Regions from separate parts of the Homo sapiens genome. Here region 1 is linked to region 2. A link is a contact called in ENCODE Hi-C data. All regions are on one chromosome and are shown on one strand. Each heading gives the region's core, a stretch centred on a gene start or an enhancer-like site at or near the end of the contact. The rest is flanking DNA. Distances are from core to core; before and after follow the strand shown. Region 1 holds the start of OSTC (oligosaccharyltransferase complex non-catalytic subunit). Region 2 holds the start of INTS12 (integrator complex subunit 12).

Evidence for each region. Hi-C counts contacts between places; a loop is a spot of excess contacts on that map. Pooled maps may share reads with other maps.
Region 1: a loop to region 2 is called in a pooled map, with 10 times the contacts of the local background. The contact joins the promoter of OSTC here to the promoter of INTS12 in region 2. A Hi-C loop is called at or near these places in 8 of 50 pooled maps.

The regions. Positions count from the first base shown.
Region 1 is chr4:108,647,493-108,652,616 of GRCh38, reverse strand. OSTC (oligosaccharyltransferase complex non-catalytic subunit) reads right to left here and starts at 2,018. Exons shown (of 4, transcript NM_021227.4): 1 at 1,823-2,018. The coding sequence starts at 1,961. It also overlaps the pseudogene RNU6-431P. RefSeq lists enhancers at 1,065-1,114, 1,729-2,078.
Region 2 is chr4:105,707,356-105,712,666 of GRCh38, reverse strand. INTS12 (integrator complex subunit 12) reads left to right here and starts at 3,978. Exons shown (of 8, transcript NM_020395.4): 1 at 3,978-4,029. GSTCD (glutathione S-transferase C-terminal domain containing) reads right to left here and starts at 3,883. Exons shown (of 12, transcript NM_001370181.1): 1 at 3,651-3,883. LOC124900747 (a long non-coding RNA gene) reads right to left here. Exons shown (of 2, transcript XR_007058214.1): 2 at 4,571-4,766. RefSeq lists an enhancer at 3,654-3,903.

The sequences.
Region 1 (5,124 bases), core at 769-3,268, 2.9 Mb before region 2:
GGACTCAGTATCTATTTGCTGACTATTTGTCAGCAACAAATAGTTTATTTATAAAGGTGCACTCAGTTTTTAGAAGAGACTTCTTCCCTTCCAGTGGCAAAACCAATTCATCATACAAGATACCTCATAGACCTGGCCACTAAAAAGCAACCTTTCCACTTTCCCCCAATGGTTGGGACAAAGAATCTCCCCATTACAATAATCAACAGGAGAAAAAAGAGGGCCACAAAGAAAACTGAGGCTTCTCGCAAAGAATCCGACTCCAAGGGAAGTAAGGGTTACAGGAAAGAAACTAGCATTATTCATTATTATTATTGAATAATGACTTTTTTTTTGTCCAACGACCTTCGTGAACTGTGCAAAAATATGGAACGCTTCACGAATTTGCGAGTCATTCTTGCACAGGGGCCATGGTAATCTTCTCCCTATCATTCCAATTTTAGTATATGTGCTGCCGAAGCGAGCACTCAATAATAATACTGAATTATTCTATATTATTTATTTTTAAAAGTCTATTATTTTTAAAAGCCACATGCATTTTAAATTTTGTTTATTCAGTACAGTAGCTATTAACTTGATGAGCAAATGTTAATGGTTAATGCTAATGCAATGCTAGATAGTATCTTGTTACCAAATAAGTATTTAAATGTAACTCAAATATTTAAATGTAATTTATTTAAATGAACGTAAGTTAATTCTCACTATTCTAGATTGGGGGAAGGAGGTAAATTCAAAGGTGCTTTCTAGAACTCAGCTCTCTCAGTTTGAATCCTCCCCCTTCAGTGCCAACTATTCTCACAAAACATCTATGAAAATAACAATTATATGGCCACTCCCTTAAAAGTAGAACTACTTTTGCTATCCCAAATCCGTAGCTTTAATTTTATAATTTCCAGGTTAAGTACACCACTTCCCAAAATCTAAATTAATTTTATAATTTCCAAGTTAAGTACACCACTTCCCCAAATCTAAATGTACACAGTAGCACAGTTCTAAGTAAATCTTGGAACTGTGGCCTGAAAGGGTAGTGGCTCTGAAAAGACTAGCCGGATTGCCAACTCACCAGTACATAAGGCAACGCCCCTTTGCAATTTTCTATTTGAAAAGGACAGAATAAGATGATAGACAATTCAGAAGCGTTTAATAGTAATGCTATTTATCTTATTTTTTTAATTCTCAACTTCTGCCCACTGAAATACAGTATCGTCTGCAAATCTCATCTCCAATCTCAAATATTTATCAAACCTGTGATTTCAGAAAATTCCATTGATATTTATTGTAGGTCATGCAAAAGGCAACACAGAACCCTAGGTTTGAGCCAACAAAACTAAAGATTGTCAAGTCTCTTCCAAGATTCCAGGACAAAGATAAGTTTAAAAGTCCCACAAGCTCTTGACCAACCATGGAAGCGGAGTTGGCCAAATTAGACCTTCCCAGGACCTTTATCAAACAACCAACCATGGAAACGGAGTTTGCCAAATTAGGCTTTCCCAGGACATTTATCAAACAACGTATGGCAAGCAACAAAAAGAGCAACAATTTGGCCTTGAAAAATATATTTGACTCGGATCCCTGGGATGGGAGGGCTAGAAGGAGAAGAAAGGCAATGGGAGTGAGAACACGAATTCTCTTAAGACAGGGCGTGAAGGCGAATAAACTTGGACGTTAACACTTCGGACCCCAGAACTCCCCTCCACCCTCAGAAAAGATCCAAAGCAGAGCTATGCTTCCCCCGGGGCTGAGAGTCAGCGGAACAGACGCGCCTCCCGGGGCGGGTCAGTTCTCCGCTCCTCAGCCTCTCGGGCCCGACAGCCCGAGTTACCTCCGGTGATGAGGAAGTAAGACACCACCACCAGAGCATACACAGTCATGGCCGACGGCATGTGCAACCAGGGCGGCTTCTTCAGCTTCAGGTTGGGACATTCGAGCACTAAGAACGGGACACGGTACAAAGTCTCCATGTTGGTGGCAGCAAGGGCCGTTCTCGGCCTCAAGCCCCACGCGCCTCCCGGAAACAGGCCCGCCCTCCCTAACAAGTGCGCGTGCGCGAGGAAAGGACCCGCAGATCCGTAAAGCTCGGAGGTGGTTACTATACTCATAGAAGAAAATAAGAAACTAAATAAAACAAATAAATGATATGAATAAAGTGTTGTAAATTATTTAATCTAATTAAACTTACATTGTGATAATGTACTCTACATTTTTCTAATGGATATATAGGTGATTTGTGTACCTTCAAGGACCTGCGGGACTTCTAACGTGGCCAAGCCGGAGAAGCGGAGGCCAAGGAATCTAGGTGAGCCCCGCCCACTCGCTGACGCAGGGGATTTGAAAGCTGATTGGACAGGGGGCGCTCCCGGTTCCCAGAGCGGGAGATGAATGGGAACTTTTGGATATAAATGCCTTTTATATTAGAGGTTTTTTCAAGGGTTAGGAAAAGCCGGAGGCTGCTGAGCTTTTACTTCCCGATGTAGTCGTGGTAATAATAAGAATTAATAATAGTTGCTAAAGTAATATGTTACCAATTTTTTTTAAACATCCAGCCTGGATCACAAATGTCAACAGGACATCTCTACAGGGATGCCTTAATGCTGATAGCTTGGCGTGACCATAATACTATTTTGAATAACTCATCCTCTCAACTTTGCTCTTCCCTTGGTCATCTGTATGTCGCTAAAAGGTAAAATCCCTCTGGCCAAAAATCTTAAAGTCGTCTGGATTTCTCTCCTTACTAACCTTCTGCATCCAAAATATTAGTAGGTCTCTTTGGCTGTACTACCAAAATATCTCCAATTCATCTGCCCCTCACCATTCCACCACTGACACCCTAGTGTGAACCACCGCCATCTCTGGTCTGGGCAACATTTACAATCCAAATAGATGAAAATATATGATGGAGAATTAGTCATTAGGGATGGACTAGAAGGTCTAAAAGATTTTTTGTTTTCTGTTTTGCTTTTCTTTTTTATATAATCTTTTAAGACTCTACAAATGTTAACTTCCTTTTGGAGCAAGAGTTAAGAGTCACTGATTACATAAGTCCAGAGCATATTGACACATTATAGAGCCAATGTTTTTATATTTTTTTATTTGCTTGTTACTAAGCCCGTGGTTATTTTTACAGGATGCCATGTATTGGTTCTGCACTTCTAATTAGCTAACAACTCAATTGTTAAGAAATTGCTTGAAGACGGTAATGAAAATACTATCAAAACATTGTAGTATCCAATTCTAAGTACAGTTGAGGCTTGCTGCCCTTACTGTTCATTAGTGAGAGTCTCTCCCAGAGTCATATTGCCTATGTCTTAACGGAGCCACACGAATCTTAGGTTATGTAAAGGCCAATGATAACACCAATAATGAATGCATTTACACCAAAACCAGCGTTTATATGTAGGAAGTTTCTCTGGGCACTGTAAAGCAGAATGTTTCTGAAATTCCCACAGTTTTATAAGTAAGGAACACTTTGGAACAATTAAAATATTTTGCTTTGGTATGAAGAAAAAAATAAAAATAAAACATTTTGCTTTGGAAAAACATAGGGATTAAAGGTTTTTAAATTTCCTTTATAGCTTAAAAAGGAATCTAACATTAATTAACCACTGCTTGGCAGGTACTATGTTAAGTGATTTACATTTGTGCTTATATACTCTTCATGACAATTCTGTTAGGTAAATACTAGTATAACTGCTTTACATATGACAAAAGTGGCTCCTGGGAAGGGAAATAAACTCAAAAAGTGTAGTATAGTCTGTGACTGGATGAGACCTAAAAGGCAATTGCTGTAGAAGTAAATAGATTTAAGACGTTTAAAATGGTATACGTTTATATACTTATCCTTCTTCCTGTGTATACTAGGGACACATAATTTCTACCTACATTGTGGAAAACATATAAATTATTAATATATAATTTTTAAATGAAAAATTAATTTCATAAATAATAAAACTGCCAAGTCAGAACACACTGCATTCATCTATATGTTAAATTATTACTATCACTTTCCAAAAAGTAAGTTTGCTCCAGGAACCAATTCATTATTATTTTTTAACCTCTTAAGCTTTGAAATATTTTTCAACATGAGTTTGTAATATTCTATAAGCCACGTATAAAAGAGACCTTTCATGAGTAAGATATGCATATCTGTTATCATCCATGTCCTAACCCACAATTCCTACAGAAAAATGTTCTATTTAAACATAACATAAACTCTGTAACTGAAAACCAAAGAAATAATGAATATAGCAGTGGGCATTAGAGCATGCCCTTAAATAAACATATAATCAATCATTCAGTGGTTTTCTATTTATAGATGAAGAAGGAAAAATGTTGAGAGAAACACAGTTTACAATATAATATGCAGTAGAGCTGTCATCTTAAGCTACATATAAAAGCAAATGTTAATAATTCTTACTGTGCACAAGCAAATATATATTCAAAGAAGAAAAAAGTGTAAAGATGGTATCTACCAAGCTTTCTGTGTTCATTGTAGAATATTTTAATAAAAAGCCTTGAAGTCAGAAATGGTTCTGCCAGCCAAAAGAGAGGGAGAGCTCCACAAATAAGTTTTTAACTAAATTCTAAACAAACTAGAATTACAAAGGCTACAAATATTGTTGATTTCTGTTTATTTAAATATGTGTTGGAGAGGAAATTAGTAGCTTTGTTTTTTGTAGGATAATAATACTAATATTAACCTGGATTTTTATTTATGAAGACATTTTGCAGTTTGGTTGACAGTGTCTTGAATTATGTTCTTTCGCGCTAGGTTCTGTATAAGCATGAGTACGAAGCACTATTATGTCTCATGATCTAAATAAAAACTCTTTCTAATGCAATATTGTGGGGTTTGGTGTTATTGTTGTAGTTATTTTACATTTTGAAGGTTGTTTTTAAAATTATATGCAAGTAATGGCTGGGCACGGTGGCTCATGCCTGTAATCCCAGCACTTTGGGAGGCCTCCTCACCTGAGGTCAGCAGTTCGAACCCAGCCTGACTAACATGATGAAACCCCATCTTTACTAAAAAATACAAAATTAGCTGGGCATGGTGGTGTATGCCTCTAATCCCAGCTACTTGCAAGGCTGAGGCAGGAGAATGGCTTGAACCCGAGTGGCGGACGT
Region 2 (5,311 bases), core at 2,729-5,228:
TAAGTCATCGCCAGTGCTTACAAGGACTACTGCAAAAGCCTATTAACTATTTTCCTCCACTTTCCATAAAACAGTCCATTCTCCAACAACAGGGTGATCCTTAAAAACATAAATCAGATGTCTCGTGCTCAAAACCATCCAATGGCTCTTCAGCACACTCAAAATAAAATCCAAATTTCCTATTATGGCCTATAGGCCTACTGTGACCCTAGCTATCCCTTTCTGACCTCATCTCTTATCCTTCTTCACTCCCTTCCAGCCATAGCTGTCCTTGCTGTTTTTGGAAGGTGCCACTTGAGAATATTTGTACTTGCTATTGCTTTGCCTAGAATGCTTTTCTCCAAGAGATTCACAGGGCTTGCTCCCTCATTTCATTGATTTTTCTGCATAAATATTAACTCAGAACAGCCTCTCCTGACTGCCTGAATTGAAAAAGCACACCCTAGCCTCTTACCTAGCTTCCCTTTTTCTTCATAGCTCTTATCACCTAACACTATAACATCTCCAGTGCTTAATGAACTGAAACTTTAGTTCAAGGAATGAATGTACATATATGAATGTCAGAAATCACTGTCTGAGAGTATTATTAATAACTTTAGTCTTGGTACAATGTGTATCTCATTCTTCATGACACCATTCTTTCTTTTCCAAATTAATAACTCTATTTTAAGGACCAACTAAGTATAAATTAAAATGAAGAAATAAGATCACCTTTGTGAGGTGAATCGGGAAAAGTATAAATGGAATCTAACCAAACTCATAAATAAAGCAAGCACAGAAGTTTTTATGTATACTTATATCCAGGGCAAAGGAACTAAGAATCTTAACTAGATTCCATACATGTGCCTAGCAAGAATATTTATAAAACAAGAATTATAAAGTAATAGATTAGAGCCGAGACTGTTGAGCCAGACCACCTGGGTGCAAATATACTGGTTCTGATTCTTAGTAGCTATAAAAAACTTTTCTGCATATCTGTTTCCTCACTTATATAATAAAATGGAGACAATAATAACTGTACCTACCATGTAGTGTGCCATACAGAAAAAAGCTTGTCACATATTAAGTCCTTAAATAAATACTAGCTACTATTATTTCTTTATAATTTATAACCAAATTCCTTATCAACTGGCACTATTAAAATATGCAAACCTTGATGGGCAAAACCCAAATTATGGTTTATATTTTCAAGCTTCTTTCCATGAAAGGTAAAGGATTTATATTGATTGAAAAGTTTTTCCCAACCAAATACTGAAAAAAAACATATTTGTTACTGAGGCTGAAAGCCAGGGAATCATGAAATGGTAAAATATAAACGTGAAACCCTTAATCCATGTGCATATCAACCTATTGTACAAAATAAGAAGTTCAACACAGTTTATAAGTATGAAAAATCACAAACACTTACTTTTCTTAAAGATTAAAATTTAAACCTGCCTAAATTCTCTCCTACATCATATGTTCAACATTTTGAATTTTATAACTTATCTTGTGTTTTATGCTTTTCATAAAACAACAGTATTTGGCTGAAAATTGTACCCTATTTTATTACAATAATATAGATTTAACCAAAACAAAACAAAACAAAAAAACATGCCCCTCAACAGATAGATAGCAGCCAATTACCTTAAATATTTAGGGTCAAAAACGATAAGAAAAACACTGAGATTTTTTCAAGCTCATTAAATACGTAATATGGGATGCAGTTAAGTCCTAGAGAACAAAAGCCAGTGATTAAAATTAGCTGTTTTCTTATCTGGTAAAGAAGTAGGAAAAGTTTTTAAGTGAAAAGCTTACAGTAACCTTAGCCACAAACGAAGTGTGTAATCTCTCTGGAGAATCAGGGAATCATCTGTTGCCATGGAGTCATAATGCCTTCAGCTAAACCCGACCTCATAATTAACAGTGATCGACAGCGCAAATGGCTAACATGTTACCAAGTATGAAATAAAATTACTGAATTTTCACAGCAAACAATACCTGTGCTTGTTTTAATCTAAATGGTTTCAATATCTGCATTCCAAGTATTTATTCTTTGTTAGAAAAGCTAATTGGATACTCAGTATTTATTTTTATTTAAAAATCACAGATGATGAAACAAAAGCTACAAGTAAAACAAGTTTAAAAAAACAAAAACAGGCCGGGCGCGGTGGCTCACGCCTGTAATCCCACCACTTTGGGAAGCCGAGGCGGGCGGATCATTTGAGGTCAGGAGTTTGAGACCAGCCTGGCCAACATGGTGAAACCCCTCCTCGACTGAAAAAAAAAAAAAAAAAAAAGGAGCCGAGTGTGATTGTGGGCGCCTGTAATCCCAACTACTCGGGAGGCTGAGGCAGGAGAATTGCTTGAGCCCGGGAGGCGGATGTTGCCATTGCAATCCATCCCCAGGCGACAGAGCAGGACTCCAGCTCAAAAAAAAAAAAAAAAAAAAAAATTGATGGGCCCACTACTACAGAAGCTCAAGTTTGAGCTGTGTTTAAATTAAAGCAAAAACACGTAGAAGTGCAAAGTATATAAAATAAAAAGAAATGATGATTCTCAAATCTCATTGACCTTTTCAGTCTTATTTTTGAAGTGAGACCTCACAAAACGATACTTTCAGGTGTAATACAAACACAATTTTTAGTAATGAGTGTGCTTAAAGCAATCCTCTCAGTGGTGTATGCTCCCCATCAGGCAGTTAAAAAAAAAGAAAAAAAAACCCGCATAGCTTAATGTTTATTAAATATGACAGCGAATCACTTAGTTGTGTTATAACAGTTTATTATCATGGATTTAAATGACTATGTTTACATGTTTAAAATTATCACATCACTAGTTCTTGCTAGCTTTTGCATTTTCTCCTGTAAACATTGTTTTTACAGATAAGCTTAGGTAAAATAGAAATACACCACCTTCTTTATCAATAATGTAGCACACAATATATTACTAAAGCTGGCATTTTCTTGATATTCAAGAATTTATGACAAGGAATGGGATCCTGGCATTAAGAATAAAGGGGAAAAAAACAAGTCATCTCATCCCAAAACCAGGTAGAAAGTTGGGATGGGAAGTACGTGTATTAGCAAACGTTTTTGAAACCAAAGCAACTTTCATGCAAATTAAACTTTCTATAGAAGTTAAAAACCCAAGAGATACTGCTGTGATGACAAAACATAAGCAAATGGCCCCAAATGAAGCAAGTCCTTTGGAGTAAATGTTAAGTAGTATTCACATAGAACTGCTTTCTGCAATCAGGAAGGGCTGGAATGGAAAACTCAATGCCAAAGAGAGAAGAGAAGTTAGTGTGACCCAAGAGGTCTTGAAGTAACACTTAACAGCAAATATCAAACCACCCCAACCAACGCCTCCAACTGGAAGCTGCCCCATTTCTCCATCAGCAGAGGAAGACATGAGGGACTGGCTAGGGGGAAACTGGGAAACGCGTACTACCGAGAAGCCCAGAGCCCTCAACCCGCACCTTCAGCAGGAGTGGCCAAAAAGGAGTTTGAGGCGGCCCCAGGGCGGGAGAAAAATCAGGACGATGATACCACGCCCTTGTCCTTCCCACCCTTCCCCCGCATCCTCAGCCCTGCAGACCCCCGAAGAAAAGACCAGTTCTTAGGGGGTCGCGGAGGCTGAGAAGCCGGCGGCCCGAGCGCCCTCTTTACCTGGTCGCAGAGGCGCGGCCAGGCAGGGAGGGTGCGTGAGCGTGTCGGCGACCTGGGCCGCCTGCGCCTTCCCGCCCAGTCCGAGCTGGAATTCCAAGGCTGCCTCTGGGAGCTGCTGCCCGCAGACCACTCGCCTCCACAGACGCCAGGAGAAAAACGACAGCCACCTTATGTGGAAAATACTCGCGCCGGCCGTCATTCATAATCCGGCGGACCGGAAAAAGGGAAGTAACGTCACTTCCTACTGTCGCACTGCCAAACGTTTCCCCCGCCCCTACTGTGGGAACCTTTGTTTTCCTGCTTTCGGAGCCGGCCAGTGCGGGAACCGTTTCCGAAGGGACCACCGGGAACAGACGGATCGGCAGGGCGGGGCGGAACGGTGAGTTATGCTGAGCGACTCTGCTCCTGGCCTCCTGGAGGCTCGAGACCCCCGCGCCAGGAGCGAGGTGGGAGAGTAGCTACGTGGGGTATTAGTTTCCTCGCTCCTCAAGGGGAATCATAATTTACGGGCGGTTGCGTGCCCTAGACTGACTGCTCTCCCCTTTCAGTGAGGACTGTGCTTCCTCCGAGGGAGTTGCGGGCCGGGACATGCGGACCGAGCATATTTCTAGGTCTAGGGACAAGGGACTTGGAATCCTGCCTCGGACTTTGTCGGAGGGTTTTAGTGACTTCTCTACGTAGCTCCCTCATTGTCTCTCATCTTTTGGCTCCCCTGTCAAGGACCATCCCCCATTCTAGGACTTCGATGTGTGATGCTTTGATCAAAGGATTGACATTCCTTTTCTAAGTGTTTGCTGTCAGCTTTCAGCCACTTGATTGGTTTGGAATCGGAGCCTTTTCTCCTGCGATTCCAGGTGTCCCTAAGGTATCAGTGTTATCCAGAACCAAGAACTCAGTGGAGGAATGAAAAAGGCAGCATCTTTAAAATAATGTTTATTGGAAGGGGTTGCAAGAGCTTGCGAAGTCATGAAGAACAAAGTTTTTTAGAGCCATTATGAAATGGCAACGATAATACTGCACTCTATGTGAACAGTTTCTGTTTCCTTCATCTGGGGCACGTGCATATGATCAACTTTGGACTTCTTTTGAGATTGCCAGGTAGGGTGAAAAATGGATCTAGGAGAAAGCACATACTTATATTTATATATGAATGCCCAATTTAGACTGGAGAGATCACAGAAGCCTTATAAGGTGACATTTACGCAAAAAACCTAGTTCGTTCATTCGATAAATATTTTTGAGCCCTTATTAAGTTTCAAGCACTAGGGAAATAACAGTGAACAAAACAAGTTCCTGCTGTCATCAAGTTTACAGACCAGTGGGATTAATGAATTAAGCAAGACAGGCGAAAGATTGTGAGAATTTTACAGATAGGAACATTGTACTACAAGTCCCCAGTCGTGAAAGAGGTGATTGCTTTGCTTTTGCTTTTTTGATGTTTGGAGTTTTTTTTGTGGGGGCAGGGGTGAGTTACTTTTGTGATTTTTGCTGAAGGGACCTTGGAAATGGCTACAATTGTGTAGAAGGAGAGATAAGACCACTATACTTTGATCACTTAATTCCAGTAATTCTATAGCCATTATTTTGTTGTACTTTGCAAAGTGGCAAAGAGATAGGCAAAAAGATAAATATAGACTCTGCCCTTAAAGTACTCAGAGTTT